Linked DNA regions of Homo sapiens: region 2 is linked to region 1. Evidence: chromatin loops called from intact Hi-C (ENCODE). Cell type or tissue: endothelial cell of umbilical vein. All regions are shown on one strand. Links, peaks and the distances in the headings refer to the core of each region. The heading gives the core; the rest is flanking DNA. Region 1 overlaps LOC105371908 (a long non-coding RNA gene). Region 2 overlaps TNRC6C (trinucleotide repeat containing adaptor 6C).

The links. A loop is a pair of places that touch in the nucleus more often than their neighbours do. Peaks named below come from ENCODE experiments on the same cell type or tissue, not always from the same donor. Only the 100,000 strongest peaks of a DNase experiment are listed, where the experiment ranks them.
Region 2: it touches region 1 in a loop (6-fold over the local background); 5 of 110 quality-filtered maps call a loop at or near these places.

Annotation. Positions count from the first base shown.
Region 1 is chr17:77,826,564-77,836,200 of GRCh38, reverse strand. All of the region lies in intron 1 of LOC105371908 (a long non-coding RNA gene), which reads left to right. Among named protein-coding and RNA genes, the nearest start is that of LINC01973, 53 kb to the left of the region's middle. RefSeq lists an enhancer at 7,176-7,822. In endothelial cell of umbilical vein, for the core only: no CTCF peak of the experiment used is centred there; DNase peaks (open chromatin) are centred at 5,620 and 5,940; H3K27ac peaks cover 2,101 bases.
Region 2 is chr17:77,995,871-78,005,507 of GRCh38, reverse strand. It overlaps TNRC6C (trinucleotide repeat containing adaptor 6C), which reads right to left. Exons shown (of 23, transcript NM_001142640.2): 2 at 1,239-1,338; 3 at 429-450. The coding sequence starts at 1,301. Among named protein-coding and RNA genes, the nearest start is that of TNRC6C, 42 kb to the right of the region's middle. In endothelial cell of umbilical vein, for the core only: no CTCF peak of the experiment used is centred there; DNase peaks (open chromatin) are centred at 4,077, 4,997 and 5,487; H3K27ac peaks cover 2,088 bases.

The sequences.
Region 1 (9,637 bases), core at 4,304-6,803:
CTTAAATGCTCCATCCTCCAGCTCTTACCCACAGAGCTTGAAAGACCACCAATTAGTGTGGTGGTCTTTCAAGCTTGCTAAAGGATCATTTCAAAATTTTTTTTAAAAAGTTTTTTTTTTTTTGCTGGGCACGGTGGCTCACCTCTGTAATCCCAGCACTTTGGGAGGCCGAGGTGGGTGGATCTTGAGGTCAGGAGTTCAAGACCAGCCTGGCTAACATAGTGAAACCCTGTCTCTACTAAAAATACAAAAAATTAGCTGGACGTGGTGGCAAGCGCCTGTAATCCTGGCTACTCAGGGGGCTGAGGCAGGAGAATCACTTGAACCCAGGAGGTGGAGGTTGCAGTGAGCTGAGATCACGCCATTGCACTCCAGCCCGGGGGACAGTGAAAGACTCCATCTCAAAAAAAAAAAAATTTTTTTTTTGAGATAGGGTTTCACTCTGTGGCCCAGGCCAGAGTGCAGTGTTGGAGCCATAGCTCACTGCAGCCTCAAACTCCTGGGCTCAAGCAATCCTCCTGCCTCAGCCTCCCAAGTAGCTGAGACTAAAGGTGTGTACCACCATGCCTGGCTAACTTTCTAATTTTGTAGAGGTGGGGTCTTGCTCTGTTGCCCAGGCTGGCCCCTAACTTCTGGGCTGAAGAGATACTCCTACTTCAGCCTCCCAGATTGCTTGAATTACAGGTGTGAGTCAACACACCCAGTGGATAATTTTGATAAAAGGTAAGATCTTGAGTCTCATACAAATATAAAATGAATACGTGCCAGTGATTTCATTTAACTTGTTAATTAAGGAAGATACCAGTGCAATGTTACAACTGGTTCAAAGAACCTCACATACATAGGCAGTAAGGAATGCTGAAGTCAATTCACAAACACGCAACAGGGCAACAGTCAATTGCATTCTGCAGGATACTCCGCTGTATTCAACCACATTCCACTGGATGCAATTCATTTGTGTTGCTATGGATAAGGGCCATTTGCATGATTATGAGTTTCCTACAACTTGCAGAGTGGCAAAATAGCTCAAAGACAATGAAAAATGAAGATAACCTCAAAAGGTGTGCTAGATAGATACCCATTCATCTTTTTTGCCTATTCCAAGGTCTTGCACTATTTTCCCTGACACACTTGTCTTCCTCCAGGCCTCCAGTTAAGGGGGGCAATGAAGAAATGGGGCTAGGGGAGGCAAGGACAGAGGGGGCTCCTGGGGGCATGCAGCCCCTGTAGGAGGAAGGGCTGATTGGGGTAAGGAGCTCAAAGAGGCTCCCCCACTTGGGAATGGGGTTGCTTTGGATGGCAAGAGGGTGGGAGGAGCTGGCAGAAGAGAGGGGTCTGGGACCATCCTTCACCTGCTCCATGGTTTTGCCTCTGGTCAGCCTGGTCCGTTTTGTCCCCCTGCCTTAGAGAGGCCAAGAGTAACTGCTACTTAGTTCTTATCTGTTCTGAGAACCTTCTCCCAGTGGGGTGGTCAGGGCAAGCGTGGGAGGAGCTACGCCAGTCACAGTAGGCTCTGCTGAGGCTGATGAGTCACTCAGCAGCCAGGAGGACTGCCGCAGCCAGCGAGACTTAGGGCAGCTTCCCTTCTGCCAGGGACTGGGGCGAGCGTGAGGAGCCCTGAGCATTTGGCTTTCCTTTCCTGGCATTCCAGAGGCCTAGGTAGGAAAGCCTCGTGGGATCTCAGGGCTGGGAGGGTCCGCAGAGTCATCTCAGAGGCGTGACCACCCTGCAGTATCCTCCAACAGAACCTTGGGGTTTGCATGGAGATTCTGGCCGGGGAAGATGCCTCCTGAGAACAGGGTGCAGCTTTGGAGGTCACCCAGGGAGGGAGGTTGGGAGCGCTGTCTGGACAGATCAGCCCAGTCAGCTCCAGTTATGGTTGAGTGACAGGCAGCAAAAGGTCCTTTGACTTCAGAGTCAGGAGCACTATTGCATCCCTGGGGCATTAGACTGATCCCCAAAGTGCAACAGAAAGCAGAACATGCTAGATCCCAGACTCTATAGGGACCCCTTATTTGTAGTGGGAAGATTTTTTCAATCAGCTGCTGGGGTGGTGGGGGCAGGGGGAATGGGGGACTGGGATTCCCCAGACAGCGAGGTAGGGGAACAACCTAACAGGTGAGCTGCCTTCTGTCGGGGAAGGTCTGATTACCTGCTGAACACGGAGAGGCTGAGGCTGCTACCATTCCCACCACACTCCTTCCCACACAGCTTTCTGCTCTTTCTCCCATGCAGGGCTCAGCCTCCCATCTGAATCGATGTTCAATGAGTATTATCACATGTCAGATCAAAGAGACAGTAATCCATCATTTTACCCATGGGGCCAAATTAAAACCTGCCAGGGAAAACCCCAAAGTCTTAGTCTTGAACTGAGTCCTCTTGTGCTATTCTCCAAAATTAGTTTTCCAGTATTCGAATGCCTCCTGTGATGAGGACCTCAGCAACCTTCCAACAGCAGCTGACGATATCTTGAGGCAGCTATGAGACTGAAAATCCATATTCCTAGAGCTTTCACTCACTCATCTTAGCTTTATCCCTCGTGAATGATGGCATCCCCTCCAGATTCCCATTGAAACTTAATCCTAGTGCAAGAGTATTAAGAGGTGTGTCCTTTGGGAGGTGATTGAATCATGAGGGCCCCACCTTCATGAATGGCATCAGCACTATTATATGGGTCCTGAGATTGAAGGGAGTGCTCTCTTGCCCTTCCACCTTCTGCCATGTGAGGGTGCAGCCCCAAGGTGCCATCTTGGAGAGACAGCAGCCCTCACTAGACACCAACGCAGTGCCTCGATCTTGGACTTGCCAACCTCCGGAACTGTAAGAAGAGTCTAAGGTGTTTTCTTATAGAAGCACAAATGGGCTAAGACGAGGCCCACAGAGTGCATCTATTTCTTTTTTTTTTTTTTTTTTTGAGACAGAGTCTCGCTCTGTTGCCCAGGCTGGAGCGCAGTGGCACCATCTCGGCTCACTGCAAACTCCACCTCCTGGGTTCAAGTGAGTCTCCTGCCTCAGCCTCCTGAGTAGCTGGGATTACAGGCACGTGCCACCACGCCTGGCTGATTTTTGTATTTTTAGCAGAGATGAGGTTTCACCATGCTGGTCAAGCTGGTCTTAAACTCCTAACCTCGTGATCCACCCACCTCAGCCTCCCAAAGTGCTGGGATTACAGGCATGAGCCACCGTGCCTGGCCTCGAGTGCATCTGTTTTCTTTGTAGCAGTGCAGCCCCTAGCATTCTTGAAGAGAGGCTTTTGTTCCTCCTGAGTTTGTCTTCTCCAGTCCTAATAATTTTTCAAGAAGCCTGATTTCAACCTTTACCTTCCTAGTTAGTTCCCTGTGATATGATTTACTCTCTGCTCTCCTGTTCCTCCTTTTACCAAAACTAAATAATAGGCCAGAGCAGTGATCCTCAACCTTTTTGGCACCAGGGATCATTTTCGTGGAAGACAATTTCTCCATGGACTAGGGGCAGGGGATGGTTTCGGGATGATTTAAGCGCATTACTTTGACTGTGCACTTTATTTCTATTATTATTACATTGTAATATACGATGAAATAACTATACAACTCACCATAACGTAGAATCAGAGGGAGCCCTGAGCTTGTTTTCCTGCAACTAGATGGTCCCATCTGGGGGTGATGGGAGACAGTGACAGATCATCAGGCGTTAGATTCTCACAAGGAGCGTGCAACCTAGATCCCTCACATGTGCACAGTTCACAATAGGGATTGTGCTCCTTTGAGAATTGAATGCCGCTGCTGATCTGAAAGGAGGCAGAGCTCGGGGGCAATGGGAGTGATCAGGAGCGGCTGTAAATACAGATGACGTTTCACTCGCTCACCCACAGCTCACTTCCTGCTGAAGCTCCAATGTCCAGTAGTCCCCCGGGGCTGGGGACCCCTGGGCTAGAGGGTGTCAGGCCAGAGTGGAGGAGAGTGAGTTATTCTCATCTCCTTTCTTAAGGAGACAGTACTTTTGGTAATGGAGCCCAGGTGTATTAGTCAGGGTTTTCCAGAGAAACAGAACCAGTAGGATATATACAGATATGTAAGAGAAGACTTATTATGGGAATTGGCTCATACGATTATGGAGGCCAAGAAGTCCCAGGAAATGCTGTCTGCAAGCTGGATGACCAGGAAAGCCTGCGCTGTAACTCAGCCTGGGTCCGAAGACCTGAGAACGAGGCGGGGGCAGGAGGCGGGTGCTGGCATCGGCCCAGGAGAAGCTCCAATGTCCAGTGTCCGAGGGTGGGAGAAGATGGTTGTCCCCGCTCCAGCAGAGAGAAAATGTGCTTTTCCTCTGCCTTTGTGTTCTGTTGGCTCCCAATGGATTGACTGATGCCCATCTACCTTGGTGAGGGCAGATCTTTACTGATTCAAATGCGAATCTCCTGGAAACATTGTCACACACTCTCCCGGAAATAATGTCTGGCATTCCTTAGCCCAGTCAAATTGACACTTAAAGTTTAACCATCACACTGAGACTACATCAGCAGCCCGGGTGCACGGCTGACTCAGAGTGAGCCAATTCCCTTCAACAAAACAAAAACCTGCACAGCCGTCCGTAACCATGGGGAGCACACTGGTTTTCAATCAGAGGCAAACCAGGACTTTTGAAGATAAATCCAGTCCCATTAAGCCGGACATCTGGAAAGAAGCAGGATACATTTGTGTGAAAGAGGACAGAGAAGCAGGTGGCTAGAGCATCGCCACCCCTCCCAACTTATTTTGGATTCCCTCCGAAGCAGACTCTGACTCAAATACTTGAGTTCCAGTAGTTTATTTGGGAGGTGATCCCAGGGGCACAGGCAGGGGCGTGAGAAATGAGCCGGGGAAGGGAAGGACCTTTGCACACAAAAAGTGGGCTGTGAAGCCGGTTACCACTGCAGGTGGCTGGAGCGCAGTCCTGCCAGAACCTTTGGGAGGCAGGTGGAGGCTCATCCCTCAGGACCCAGGGACCTGGGGCATTCATGCACCAAACCCTGCTGGGCTTTGACTGAGGGCTGCTTTGGCTGGGGGCAGGTGTTGCTTCCCTGGCACTTCTGGTCTGCTGCGCTCGTGGCCAGAGAAAGAGGCGCAGGCGCTGGCAGTGGGAGCTCAGTCAGCAAGCCCGGAAATGGAATGGGCTGCGGGCAGTGCCCGCACCTGCACCTTCCCCTTCGGCCCTGTATACAGCCCCGTTGGCCTTTGCCTCACTTCTGCCTTGGATTTCTCTGGAGGTGGTGGGAGGGGTGAACGTCTCCTGTTCTCTCCTCCCAGCATTTCAACTTACTATCGGCCCAGGCGTCAACCCTACCCACCCCTACCTGACCTCCCCAAATAGCAGAGACAGATGCTTGAAGACATCACCTGCCTGGGACAGGGAAGCAGGGAGCCAGGATGTGCCGAGCTGGGCCAGGCTGGGAAGGGACACTGGCCTGGGCACAGCAGGGTGCAGCCATCCACCCACAGGCTGGGGTAGGGGATCAAAAGCCAGTTACCCCCAGGGCCTTCCAAGAAGGGGAGAAGAGGGCCCATCTCCAAGAGTGGCTTCCCCCTCCTCCCAGCACTGTGACTCAGAGGAGGCCGGAAAGGGAAAATAGAACGCCCACAGCTCAGCGGCTTTCACGGTGAGCCTGAGTGGGCTGGTTCTCCAAGGAGAGGGAGGGAGGATAAACTTTAGGACTGACGGAGCCTTGGAGGCTGCAGAGACTCAATGACAACTTTTCAGAATCAGAACCCTAACTTGTGTGTCCAGAGGGGTGGGTGGGGTCCGGAGGTGGTCCTGGGTCATGGCTGTGCACTGGGGCCCTCTCTCCGGGCCCCTCCTGCTCACGCCCAGGTCGACTGGTCCTGCCTCTTTTTTGCTTTGGCTTCAAACTCCAACAAGGCCTGGGCCTTCTGAGCAGGAAGCGGGAAGGCCTTCTTTAGCTAAGGAGGAGAGAGGATTTGCCAGGCACAGCATCGGTGGCCAGGCCAGGCGAGGGCTTAATCAAGAGAATAACAATTCCCCAGGGGTGGGGGAGGCTGTTCCCATTTTAATTTTTTCCTTTTGGCAGAAACTAACTTTTCTGTAAAAACAATGAAAAATCAGGGTGGAGTTTCCTCTGCCCCACCCCCCCGCCACTCAGCACTCCTGGGAGGAAAGGTTTGTTACTGGGGCAGAGGGAGAAGGGACCGGCTCTGGGAGAGGTGCCCTGCTGGGCTGGGCTGAGTGGGTGGGCCGGTGCCCCTCCTGATCAGGACTTCCAGGGATGGAGTCTTCCAGGGTCTGCTGCCTGCTTGTGTCCCCAGCTGTGCTGAGGCCCTGTCAGCCTCACAGATGGCCCCATTGTGGCTTAGACTGCGGCTTTCATTCTGGGAAGGTTACTGTTCCTTCCCAGGGACTGGCCTTCCTGAGCAATGCTCCTGGTGACCATGTGGAGAGACAGGGAGCTGAAGAAACGAGGGCAGCCCCCTCTGTGCTGGGACAGAGGCTTCTGTGAGCAGGCACCTCTTCCCATCCTCCCTGTGTTTGGTACATTTAGGACCCCAAAGCCAAGGTGGTCGACATGTGATGCACAGCCTGAAGCTCTTTGCTGGCCTTATCCCTAGAAGCTGCCTTTGAGCTGCCTTTCCTGGGGACCACAGGCTCTCTCTGAGCTTCCTGAGTGTTCACTTTGTACCTTTGCACGTCTGCACTGAAGCTGGTGCAGTAGCAGACACCTGTGGTCCCAGCTACTCAGAGGCTGAGGCGGGAGGATCACTTGAGGCTAGGAGATCGAGGCTGCAGTGAGCTGTGATCACGCCTGTGAATAGCCACTGCACTGTCCAGCCTGGACAACATAGCAAGACTCTGTCCTGGAACAGGTGAGGGTCAGTGAAGGAAGGCAAATGCACACACGAAAGCATGCACATGCACACACACGTGCATACACGCACATGCATGCATGCACACATGAACACATGCGCACCCCACATGCATATACGTGGACACACATGGGTGCACGCACACCCCCACATGCATATACATGCACACACACAGGCACACATGGATGCACACACACGTACATGCACACACATGCACACATCATACATGCACACACGCACACACACGAATGCATACACACCCCACATGCATATACATGCACACACATGGATGCACACACGCATGGACACACACACACCCCACATGCATGTACGTGCATACACATGGACACACACACACCCACATGCATATGCATGCACACACATGGGCACACATGGATGCACACACGTACATGCACACACATGTACACATCATACATGCACACACGTGCACACACACAAATGCATACACACCCCACATGCATATACGTGCACACACATGGATGCACACACGCATGGACACACACACACCCCACATGCATGTACGTGCATACACATGGACACACACACACCCCCACATGCATATACATGCACACACACGGGCACACATGGATGCACACACACGTACATGCACACACATGTACACATCATACATGCATACACGCACACACACACGAATGCATACACACCCCACATGCATATACATGCACACACATGGATGCACACACGCATGGACACACACACACCCCACACGCATGTACGTGCATACACATGGACACACACACACCCCACATGCATATACATACACACACGGACACGCTCACACACATGCACACACATGAACGCACGCACACCCCACATGCATATACATGCACACACATGGGCACATGCACACACATGCACACAGAAGCCCTCACACACACAGGCACACACGCATACACAAAGCCTCCCTGCCTGTTCCTGTCGTCAGTGGAGCCGAGTGAGAGAGCAGGTGGAGAGGGCAGAGGCCTCCAGAGGCTGAGTGAGGGGCTTGCGGACCCTGAGCTGACTTGGGAGAGGAGGCACCGCCAAGCTCACGGCCACCTCAGAAGCCTCCCACAGACATTGTTCTTTGTTTTCATTACAGGAAGATCTCAATTAAAATAATTACAGTGACAACAAAAAAAATCACAGAAGAGAGACAGAAAAAAGGAGTTCAGTTAAATGCAAATATATTCAGAATGATGTTATGAACTCAGCTCGCCCCTGTAAAATTACCCATTAACCATTACACGCTAATTATCCACCTTTTTATTGTTTTAGAAAGGAAGAGATTCATTCTCCTTCCAGCTGAACAGACATCCAGAAAATGATGCCTGGCTCTTCAGGGTGGACCAAATGCCCCACCTTTTGATTAAATTATAAGGACCCTGGGATTGTTTTGCAGAGCTGAGAGCTTTGCCTTAAAAAACAAACAAACCAACAGAACTGAGTCATGGTTTTCCATTATAGAGATCTTTCACCCTTTTTTTCCCAATAGGGTGATTTGTAGTGGAAGCCCAGGCACCTGTTTGGGGTCTGTCTCCACCTGCAGTGATGCCGGGGCCGGGGAGGGTCTGATGCTTTTTATGAATTGCATCGTTTCCCTCCGCAGTAGTGGTGGATTCAGTTCTCTTCCTCTGCCTGGTGGGCTGCTCTTGGCACCAGCTCCATGCTGAGCCAGGGACGTTCAGTCCTTGTTGCTGCATCAAGGATGGGGGTGGGCACCCTGCAGCCCAGGCCTCAGGTAATGGGCAAGGTAGCAGGTGAGGGGGAAGGCTGGATATCTGGGGTCAGGCAGGACCAACCCTTGTGTCTGTGGAGGAGACTCACTCTGGAGTCCCAGAGCAGTCCTGTTTTCAAAGTCAGCTTCACCTGCAGGATGTGGATTTCCTGCCATTTTGACATTCAGATGGAATCCTTCAAACCCCCTTGTGTATCTAGCAAGAGCCCAGAAATCCTTTGTCAAACCACGTGTTTCAATTTTGGGTGCGGAAGATGTGATCACTCCACTCACGGAGCAGGGTGGGGCGGGAGGCTGTGGAGAGGAGGGGAAAGCTCTGTCTCAGGTGCTGTCTGCATGTCACCCTATGGCTCCCCTTCCCAGCAGTTCTGGGGGTGGGGGCGGTGTCATCCCCTCTGCGGAATAGACAAGCAAACCTCAGGCCTGGGAGGGTGGCTTGTTCAAGGCCAGGCAACTGTAAGTGCTGTTTTCCATCCCAGGTCTGTGAAGCCCCCAAGCTCACGATCCTGCCCTGCTCTGAGAGGCCTCTCAAGGACACTGTTGCATGGTCTGGGAAATTGGGGTGGGTGTGTGGGTGGGTGTCTGAGGCCCTGAAGGTCCCAGGGGCCATCTCTAGCAGATGCCAGCAATGAAGGTTCCCAAGAGTTGGCAGTGAGGTCTCCTTGACGTGGGAAGCGGCGGGGGGTGGGGGTGGGGGTTGCGGATAGAGATGATCACAGACACCCTGGGGGTCTAGGAATTCCTGGCTCGGGGAAGCCAGCCTCTGCTTCCTGAGTGGGGGCAGTGATGGGGAGGGGTGGCAGGGCGGGGGGAGCTACCCTGAGGGAGTGCCCTTCTAATGCTCCTCGGGCACTGACCACTGCTCTGTAGGAGAGACTTTGGGCTGTCAGCCCCAGCCAGAGTCCTGCTGCCTCGGTCTCTCCTCTACTCCTTTGGGGGTCAAGGTCACACCTTGGCCTTTATGCCTGGACTCCCCCAGTCTGCTCTCTGCCGTCAGCAGCCAGGCTTGGTGGAGCTGCCTACCGGTACTCATGTTCCCTGGCACCTG
Region 2 (9,637 bases), core at 3,827-6,326, 170 kb before region 1:
AATCTTTTACATATCAATAAGCAAAGAGGGAATCCAGAAAGAATATATCTTTTTTATTATAAAGGATAGTTGGCAATGAGAAATTGGAACCTTAAAAAAATGCAGATATCCTTTGGTTGTTCTTATTCAAACTGAATCAACTTTATCAGTTCGATCCTGTTTGGTGGAAATCAAAAGAAAATTTAAAAGCATTGTTTGGAAAGCTAATATAACATTCTTCAGACATTTTTAGATTAACCAAATACCAATGAGATGCAGATGTAAAACCAGTGATAAATGAGGAATTTCACAATGAATAATAAAAAATAGTTTCAAAGGCAGGCTTAGATTCTCGTTTTTTAACCATCAATTTAAAAAAAAAAGTCATCCTGGTCATAAAAATTTTGGTACCGCCATAAATGTACCCCCCTAAATATAAATAAACTTACCTTTGGTTTTTTGATCAGCAGCCTGAAAAAAAAAAAAGAGAGAGAAAGAAAGAAAGAAACTCTTTAGGAATAATGTGTAGAATGTACACATCTATGAAAGTTTATAAGCAAACTTTTAGTATTGAAAATTTTAAAAATGAGTTTTTGCCCAGTTAATTTATTACAATTTATTAGTGGGAAAAATGTGTACATGCCATTGATTATATACCAATGTTAATCTAAAGGCAAAAAATTCTATCTGGAGCTCATTTAAACTCTATAATTTTAACAGGCTCTAATAGGTATACTGTTTAAACTACAAGATACATTAAACTAGGTAAGAACAAAGACAAATGGCATAACTTGGTATTTTAAATGCCATAAAATTCAAGCTTGACTATGAAGTTTACAGTAGGGCTTTTATTTTTAATCTTTACTAATAGGATTCGTAAAAGAACATTTGCCAAAGCTGCAAAAAAAAAATATTTCTAGCTTTTCTAATAAGATCAGTTGAATGGCCCTTCTTCATTTATTAGACATGGTTGTTCAGGACAGTTCATTTTAAGTAGAACAACATGGACACACTTCACCACCAGCAACTAAAACACAGCTTCCTTAAAACACAGCTCTAACACTTCCAGTTCCAAGTTAGACATTTACGGCTGTCACCTGTATTTATTTCACCAGTAGGATATCTATTATTCGCTAATTATAGACTTGGCATATTGATTTAAAAAGTAACAGAATGAAACCTTGTCATATAATGGCTATGATGATGCAAATGAGACACACAATGATACAAAGACAATGAAGCAGGAACTTCAGCCAAACCTTTTTCTGAGCACCTTCCTTCTTTTTCTTTTCTTCCTGCTTTTTCTTTTTCTTTTCTTCCATCAAACGTTCCTCTTCTTGTGTTTCTTGCTCTTTCTCCCTATTAAATACAAAGAAAACTAGTATAAGTTTGATGATCATGTTAAGTCAAACAATGAAAAAGCACTAGCTGCTCCAAATCTTAAGTCAGAATTTCGCATATGGTATACAGGAGGACCCTCTGAGAAGGTGCTAGAAAGGGACACTTCCCTAACAGCACTGCAGGTTGCCCTGACTTCTTCAGTAGCCGGCTGTCTCATTCATTCAGTCCACATTGTTGAACACCAACCCATCATCAGGCATTGCTGGGGATAAGGGTATGATATGGAGTAAGATACAGCTCCTACAGTCCAGCCCCTAGTCTGGTCTCGAATACCTGGGCTCAAGCGATCTCCTGCCCTGGCCTCCCAAAGTGCTGGGATTACCAGTGTGACGCACCAAGCCTGGCCATGCTTTATTTTTTCCACTTGATCTCTAGGGTTCTGAAATTTCAGGGTGATGTATCTTTTCTCCCCCATTATTTGTGCTTGGCATTTGGCTGATGCTTTCAGCTCATACCTTTCAGTTCTCTATTTTCTTGAAAACACCTTCCTTCTGTTTCTAAATAACAACATATTGAATCTCTTGGATTGATCACCTGTAACTTGTTGTTTCTCTTATGTTTTCTACTCTTTTATTGGTGCTTCTATTTTGAGGGTGCTTGATTCAACTTGATCTTCTAATCCTTCTACTGAGTTTTTTATTGTGATGTTTAAAATTGTTAACCTTCTTGTGCTCTTGAATGCTCCTTTTCCACAACACCCTGTTCTTGTTTTAGGTATGCAAAATCATCTCTATTCTTTTCTCTGAAAATCTTCTAAGTTTTCTGCATATCTTTTTTCCTTCTCTGGATGCCTCTTCCCTTAGATACTCTCTGATCTGAAAGCCTTTCCTCAACTCTGTAGTAACCCTTGGTTGTCTGTTCAGGCACTGAAATACCAATTAGGGGCTTTGTATGTATGGGATGGATTTCCTTCGCAGTGGGTTTTGCTTTAGGGATATTAGGTAGGGAACTGGCTGTTTTACCAGTCCAACCTCAAATGCCAAAACATGTAGTTTCCCCCACCTGATCACCAGGGTGCTTTATCTATAGTATTAGCTACTAGACCCTAACCACCCAGAATTGCACCACTGCTGAAATTTTAGATGCCACTATCCCGCATTCTGACCATAACTTCCTATTCTTATCACTATTTACATGGCACCTGTTCTTGATCCTCACTGAATCTTCCCATTTCCTGACTCTTCCTTTTTCTTCTAAGCTATTTTAATCACTTCTTTTCCTAGAGAGTCTACACCTCAAGTCCATCTCATATGTTCACTAATTCAATCACTGAAGAACTATACAACTAACATGTGCTATTTATTGTAGTAAGCACCAGGGACAAAAACAAGGATGGAGGGAGGTGGGGACTGATTCATTTAATAAGTATTTTCTGAAGAAAAGCTTTGTTTATTTTTGTAAACAGAGATGGCGTGCTATGTTGTCCAGGCTAGTCTCGAACTCCTGGCCTCAAGTGATCCTCCCACCTCAGCCTCCCAAAGTGCTGGGATTACAGGTGTGGGCCACCACACCCAGCCTGAACAATAGCTTTATAAGTGCTCTGGGATTATAGCAGGAAGCAAGATAAGAATACATATACTTTCAAAGATATTTACAAAAATCAGTAAAACAAATTATCGCTATTACAACAGCAACAAGTATAAAATGCAGTGAGAATTTGACAAGATGAACATCTGCATCTGCCTGGGCGCTGGCCTCCTGCAAAGGCTATTTTTCTGTTACAGTCGGGAGCCACATGTCCTGGCTTTAAATGAGATTATGAGCTTCCTCTGTCCTCTGGACTATAAGTGCCTTGGTAGGAGGACTCTTTCTCTGCGGCCCTGAGAAGAATCTGTTACTCTTCAGGGCATTTCTGGTACCAATTTCTGGTATATAATCTCAGCTGAAATTTACAGTGGAGAAAATCTGTAAGTTTTCCTTTTAAGGAAAACTTTATTTTCTGATATGATCAAGTAGTATTTAAAAAGTTACTGTCTACCTTGCACAGTGAAATTATAAACTTGGATTTGAAAAGTGTTTTCACCTATTAAAAGAAAAAAAAAACAAATGTATCAATTAAATGGAGAGTCAATTTGTATTTTTTCTAAGTTGTAAAATAAATTTATAAGTCAAGAAGCAAGGAGAATAAAGAAAAGGAATGGCCAGACTGGGAAAATTTTACTTTTTAATCACAGAACTTTTTCTTTTTAAAATTACGTTTAAATATACATGATCAACATACATTTGTAAATATAATCTTATCATGCTTCCCCCCAGGACAATATTTGCTTTCCTGTTTCTGACATGCTTGGCATCCCTTATCTACTTTCTCCCCCTTCCATATCCCTGTCAAATATCTCCTCCCCCCATGACCCACGTTAAAACCACCTAGATTCATATCTTTGTTTTTGTCCCTGCTCGTGTAACTGTATAAAAACATATATACTTAAACATTTTTACAAAGATTTTATTGGATCACTGTTGGTATAACTGGGATTATGTTATAGAAACTTTTTTGCAACTTGCTTTTCTCATTCAATACTTGCAGGGAAGGAGGATCTCCCTTCTCTCTCCCTCCCCCTACTGAGATGTCCAATCTGTTATTTCTAATGGCTCCATAATGTACCATGGTGTGAATGTTATCATATTATTCAGTCATTCTTCTATTCATACATCTTCACCTCCTTTCCAGTATACCGCCACTGCAAAGAACTCCAGCTGTCCTATCCAGCTCTGCTGAAGAGAAAAGCATCCCTTCGATTGGTGTTTCAGCTTATGTTTCAGTAGCAACGGCAACTAGGTAAGGAGGAAATCTGATATGGGCTCAACTGCTGGGCCCAGAGCAAGTTTGAAGGGCCAAATTGGATATAAATTACCTATACCTCATATGGTATGGTGAGGTATACTATAGTGGATCCCTCTGTACTGAGTTTTATTAGGAAGAAAACATTTTTTAATAACTTGGGTTTTCCCTTTGTTTCTTTCATTCTCAAATAATTTAGCAATCACAAGATTAGGAGGCTCTGGGTAGAAAAAGGAGCAACACTCATATTTTGGAGGCAGCTAGGAGGAGGAAAGGGTGAAAAGATTTCCCACAAATGGGCCTCTGTGGGTATCATTTCGGTGTTCCTAGTTAAACTGTAGATTTTCCCAGAGAAACAATAATTTATTTTTGTTTCAGAGGTTCTGATGGAGAAAGAGAAATAATGATTCAAAAGGTGAAATTATGTAGGTAGACTGAGAATCCAGCCACTTCATGCAAAACAATTCTGGATGAAAAATGTTACAAATTACCAGTCTTTTTGTTAGTTGACTACTTCCTATATTTGTAAAAGAAGAAAATTCAATAAAAGAGGGCAGGGGCCTGTTTTTGTCTTTGAGGTTTAGTTATCAGAAATTGTAAATGTTTCTCGTCCTTAGTTTCACCTACAAAGAACACCAGAGACCATACTCTGAAGTTATACTGGTTGGACTCCAATGCCATGTCATCAAAATATTCACTAATTTGTGTGTGTGTGGGGGGGGGGGGGCGGAGGGAGAAAGAGAGACAGAGAGTGTGTGTGTTACATGCCACTATTTTGAAACTGACTAATTCAATTAGAATTTCCTTTCAGTGTTTATGTTAGGAAGGGCTGGTAAAATGTTATCAGACAAAATTAAAAAGAGAAGGGGACGGAACTGGTAGGCTATGCAGTTGTCATAGAAATAGTTATGGTCTTAATTTATTCAACATGTATTTGACTATCTGCTATGTGCAGGAAGTATTTGCTAGACTTTTGTGGGCAGTATGAGAAGGATAAGACAAAATAGTCTCAGCCTTGAGCATAAAATCTAAAAGGAAAGACAAGGTAAAACTTTAATTATATTTAATACTCTATATAGACTATGGAAAGAAACAGAATAGAGAGTATGCTTGAGATTTAGAGTCACAAGGACTGGGTTCTAAAGTGAAATAAAGTCATTGGTATAGAGAAGGTCCAAAGCCTGTAAGCCAGCATATTGGATGGACTGCCTCTAAGAATGCTTAAGTCACTCAGCATGACACCTGGACTTGGGGTGGAAAAGGCGACTCATTGCCAAATGGCTCTGACCAACAGGACCAGAAGTTGTGAAGAAGACCTGTGCTTGACAGACTCTATGGTCTTCTGATTTCCACACTTTTGTATAATCCCTTCCTGTGGAGTATGAGAGAGACCAGCGACTTGCTTCTAGCCATTGAAATATGGCAAAGGTGTATGTTGTCACTCCCTGGCTGTGTTACGTAAGACTCCAACTTTCTAGCAGACTGGCTTTAGAGTCTCCCTCTTCCCTGCTGGCTTTGAAGAAACAAGCTGTCATGAATCCTACTGCTGCAAGGAACGGCATTCAGCCAGCAGCCTGAGGAAGCCTGGATACCAATCGCTACCCAGCAGAGCCTCCAGATGAAAACAGCTCCTGGCCTTGACTGCACAGCTTTGCAGAGGGCCCAGGTAAGTACAGCCTCCTGAACCCATGGAAACCATGCAATGGATGTGCACTGCTTTAAGCCACTACATTTAGTGGTATTTGTTACGCAGCATAGCAAACTAAACCAGGTAGTGATGGAGTCAGGCCTTCTGGGTCTGGGCAAGATGGATTATGCCAGCTACAGCCTCTCTCCTGCCAATTACAACAACAACAACAACAACGAAACTGGACAAAGTATAATATAAACACAAACACATAAATAATGAAAAGTAACAAAAGTAGGTGGTTTGGGAAGAGGAGTTAAAATGTAGGGAAGGCAATCTGTGTGGGGGTGACTTTCTCATTTCCTTTTCTCAAACCTTTGCCCAGGGAGTGGGCCCCAATCACAGCCATGCTGTAGCAGGCATGGCACTGACACCTACAACCAAGAGAAACCCATCTTTCGCAGCAGAGGACTAAAGAAAGGAGCACCTGTGAGCTGGACGTATCCCAGGAGAGTCAGGGATCCCAGAGAGAAATCAGCTGGAAAAGGGAATCTCCCAATTCTGTGTACAAACCTTCACCATTTTGGGCTCACCTTTGAGTTATGCATTTATGGGGCAGACTCAAAACAGCAGAACAAAGGCTGTGAGATCTGAACTACGATGTCAACACCCCCCTGCCCCAAGCCTCAGACTAACTCCTACATGTGGGCCAGGCCCAAAGCAGCATAGTGAGAGCCTAGTACTGAGCTGACACTGGAAGCCTTGAACCTACCCAGGCTGATTGCCTGCTAAAACAAAAACAAAACAACAAACCAGTGTTTTCTAGAAGAGTCTGATAGTACTAAAAGTCTATATGACATACTCAAAACGTCCAGGATAAAATCCAAAATATCTCCTCATACAAAGAACCAGACTATGTGGCCAACTGTCAGGGCGAAAGACAACAGACATCAATGGCCAAATGACCCAAGTTTTGGAATTATCAGACAATGGCTTTAAAGCAGTTATTATAACTATGCTCCAGGAGGCAAATAAAAATACACTTGAGTAAACAAATAAAAGTTTAGAACTAAAAAACTAAACCATCTGAATTTAAAACTTCATTGGATAGGCTCAAGAGAAGAATGGACATGAAAGAGGAAAGAGTACGTGAACTTAACAGAGAAAAATTACTGAATTTGGAAAACAAAGAGACTGAAAAAAATGAACAGTACCTCGGGGACCTGAAGGATAATACTAAAAGACCCAACATTCATTTCACTGGAGGCCCAGAGGTGGAGAAGGAAGATCAGTGAAGAAAAAAATATTTGAAGAAATAGTGGTGAAAAACTTCCCATATTTGGTGATATACATAAATTTATAAGTCAAAAAGCTCTGTGAATACCAAACAAGATAAACTCAAAGAAAACTATACTTGGATATAACGTATACTAAATGTAAGCAGCCAAACTCAAAAGACTATGTCACGTAGGGTCCACTTATATAACAGTCTTGAAAAGGCAAAATTGTAGAAACTGAAAATAGACCAGCAACTGTCGGTGGGAGGAAGGGTCTGGCCACAAAGGGGCAGTGCAAGGGAGTTGTTTTGTTGGGCGACAGAATTATTCTGCATCTTCACGTGATGATGGTTATATGGTTGTATGTGTTTGTTAAAACTCACGTAACTACACACCACAGAGTGAATGGTACTGCAAATAAACTTTAAAAAAAGTGAATAAAAGGAATGACAGGAAACAAAATTTAAAAAAATTATAAAATGGTTGTCGGCCAGGCGCAGTGGCTCACGCCTGTAATCCCAGCACGTTGGGAGGCCGAGGTGGGTGGATCACGAGGTCAGGACATCGAGACCATCCTGGCTAACACGGTGAAACCCCGTCTCTACTAAAAATACAAAAAATTAGCCAGGCGCGGTGGCAGGTGCCTGTAGTCCCAGCTACTCGGGAGGCTGAGGCAGGAGTGGCATGAACCCAGGAGGCGGAGCTTGCAGTGAGCTGAGATCGCGCCACTGCACTCCAGCCTGGGTGACAGAGCGAGACTCCATCTCAAAAAAATAAAAAAAAAAAACAACGTTATAAATGGTTATGGTGAAAAGGGTTCAGGATAATGTTGAATCCTTCCCTCATGCCTCCGCTCCACCCTGATTCCTGGCCTGATGAGAAGTGGTTTCAATGAAGTGCAGACAGTATGTGTTGGGGGCATTGAGGAGGGTGCAGAGCTAAAGATAAAGGTCTTTGTTAACCAGAGGACCATGCACCACAAGGCAGGGGGAAAAGATCTGGAGAAAAGGATGAGGAAACTTCAGAGCAGCACTGGGATTTGATTACTAGTTAGGAAGAGATGACAGCAGGGACCTATACTTCGGAAGGGTGGTGAAGAATCACGGAGATCGTAAGAGAGGTATGACAAAATCAGCTGGTCTCAGGTATTTCAAAGGAACCCTGATATTATTTTCATTTTAGAGTTAATACAGACTTCAGCCCCAGGATTTAATTCTCGAGACTCACTATCATGGCTCAAACAAAACAAGACAAAGCCCCGCAGCCCAGTATGGAGTTACCGCAGCCTGAACTGACCACGCTTCTTAAGAAACGCGTCTCTTGGCCTCTCACCTTTTCAGCATCTTATGGTGCTTCTTGTCTAGCCACTGACACAGGTATTCCACCTCCTTGCTTCACCAATGTCTTTCTATATTATCTTCTTCCATTTGGCTTTTTATCACAGAACAAGTAATGCTTCTCATTTTGGTTGGCTGTCTCTGTGAAATAAGGTTGATGAACTGTCTGTTACTCTGCCACTCAGCTTCCTTTCCTCCTCTCACTGGTATCTGTATCCTGATTTTCCTCTCACCCACAATCTGTGGACTTCTAGGGGCAGTGGCTCCAGGGATCCATTTTGTGTCTGACTAATCGAAGGGCACAGCATCCCCTGGGCCACAGTGCTCAGATTCAGGGATGACCCTGGATGTGAACCAAACAGAATCAGAGGGCTGGAAGTTACTGCAACCATCTTTCAACCAGAGAGAGCCAAAAAATGAAGCCAACACCAAAGAAGGGAACTAAGAAATGGAGAGAAAAACTAAGTGTCTGTGAGGTATGCCCTCTTGAGTTCAGGAATAAGTTGTTTTTGCAGCCTGGTATCTCAGTGCTTTGCCGTCCCCTGACCAAGGGGTGAGCATGAGACTCACAGTAGGCCAATCAAGACATATCTTGGAATAGGAACTCTGAATTGAAGTGGCAGACACCTGGAGTGGATTCACCGCACTGACTGTGCCCTACAAAACCTGCCATCAGTGCCTGCTACCTGGATTCTCTAGGCTGCACGGGTTGTGTCCTAGTTTTCCAGCTTGTCCTTCAATTTTGTCATCTACCTCACTTCCTTCCAAATGTTCCTCTTTTTTTTCTCCTTAAATTTGTACAGTTGCTTCCCACTGTCTGTAACCAAGGAATCTTGATAATGTAGTTTATCAACAATCTATTTATTTAAACCTCGGCTTACTCAGTAAGCACTGACTGGCTGCAGCATTATTTGATTACGATTTGTCTTAACTAAGTAGGTTCAGTAAACACTTTTACCACTATAAAAATTACTTTAGTATTGCCATATTAACATGTCCATTACAAATATGGGAGGATTGTTGTTTGTTTTTGAGACAGGGTCTCACTCTTTCTTCCAGGTTAAAGTGCAGTGGTATGATCACAGCTCACTGCAGCCTCGAACTCCTGGGCTCAAGCAACCCTCCCACCTCAGAATCTTGTGTAGCTGGGACTACAGGCACAGATCACCATGCCTGGCTAATTTTTAAATTTTTTGTGGAGACAGTGTCTTGCTGTGTTGCCCATGCTAGAAGT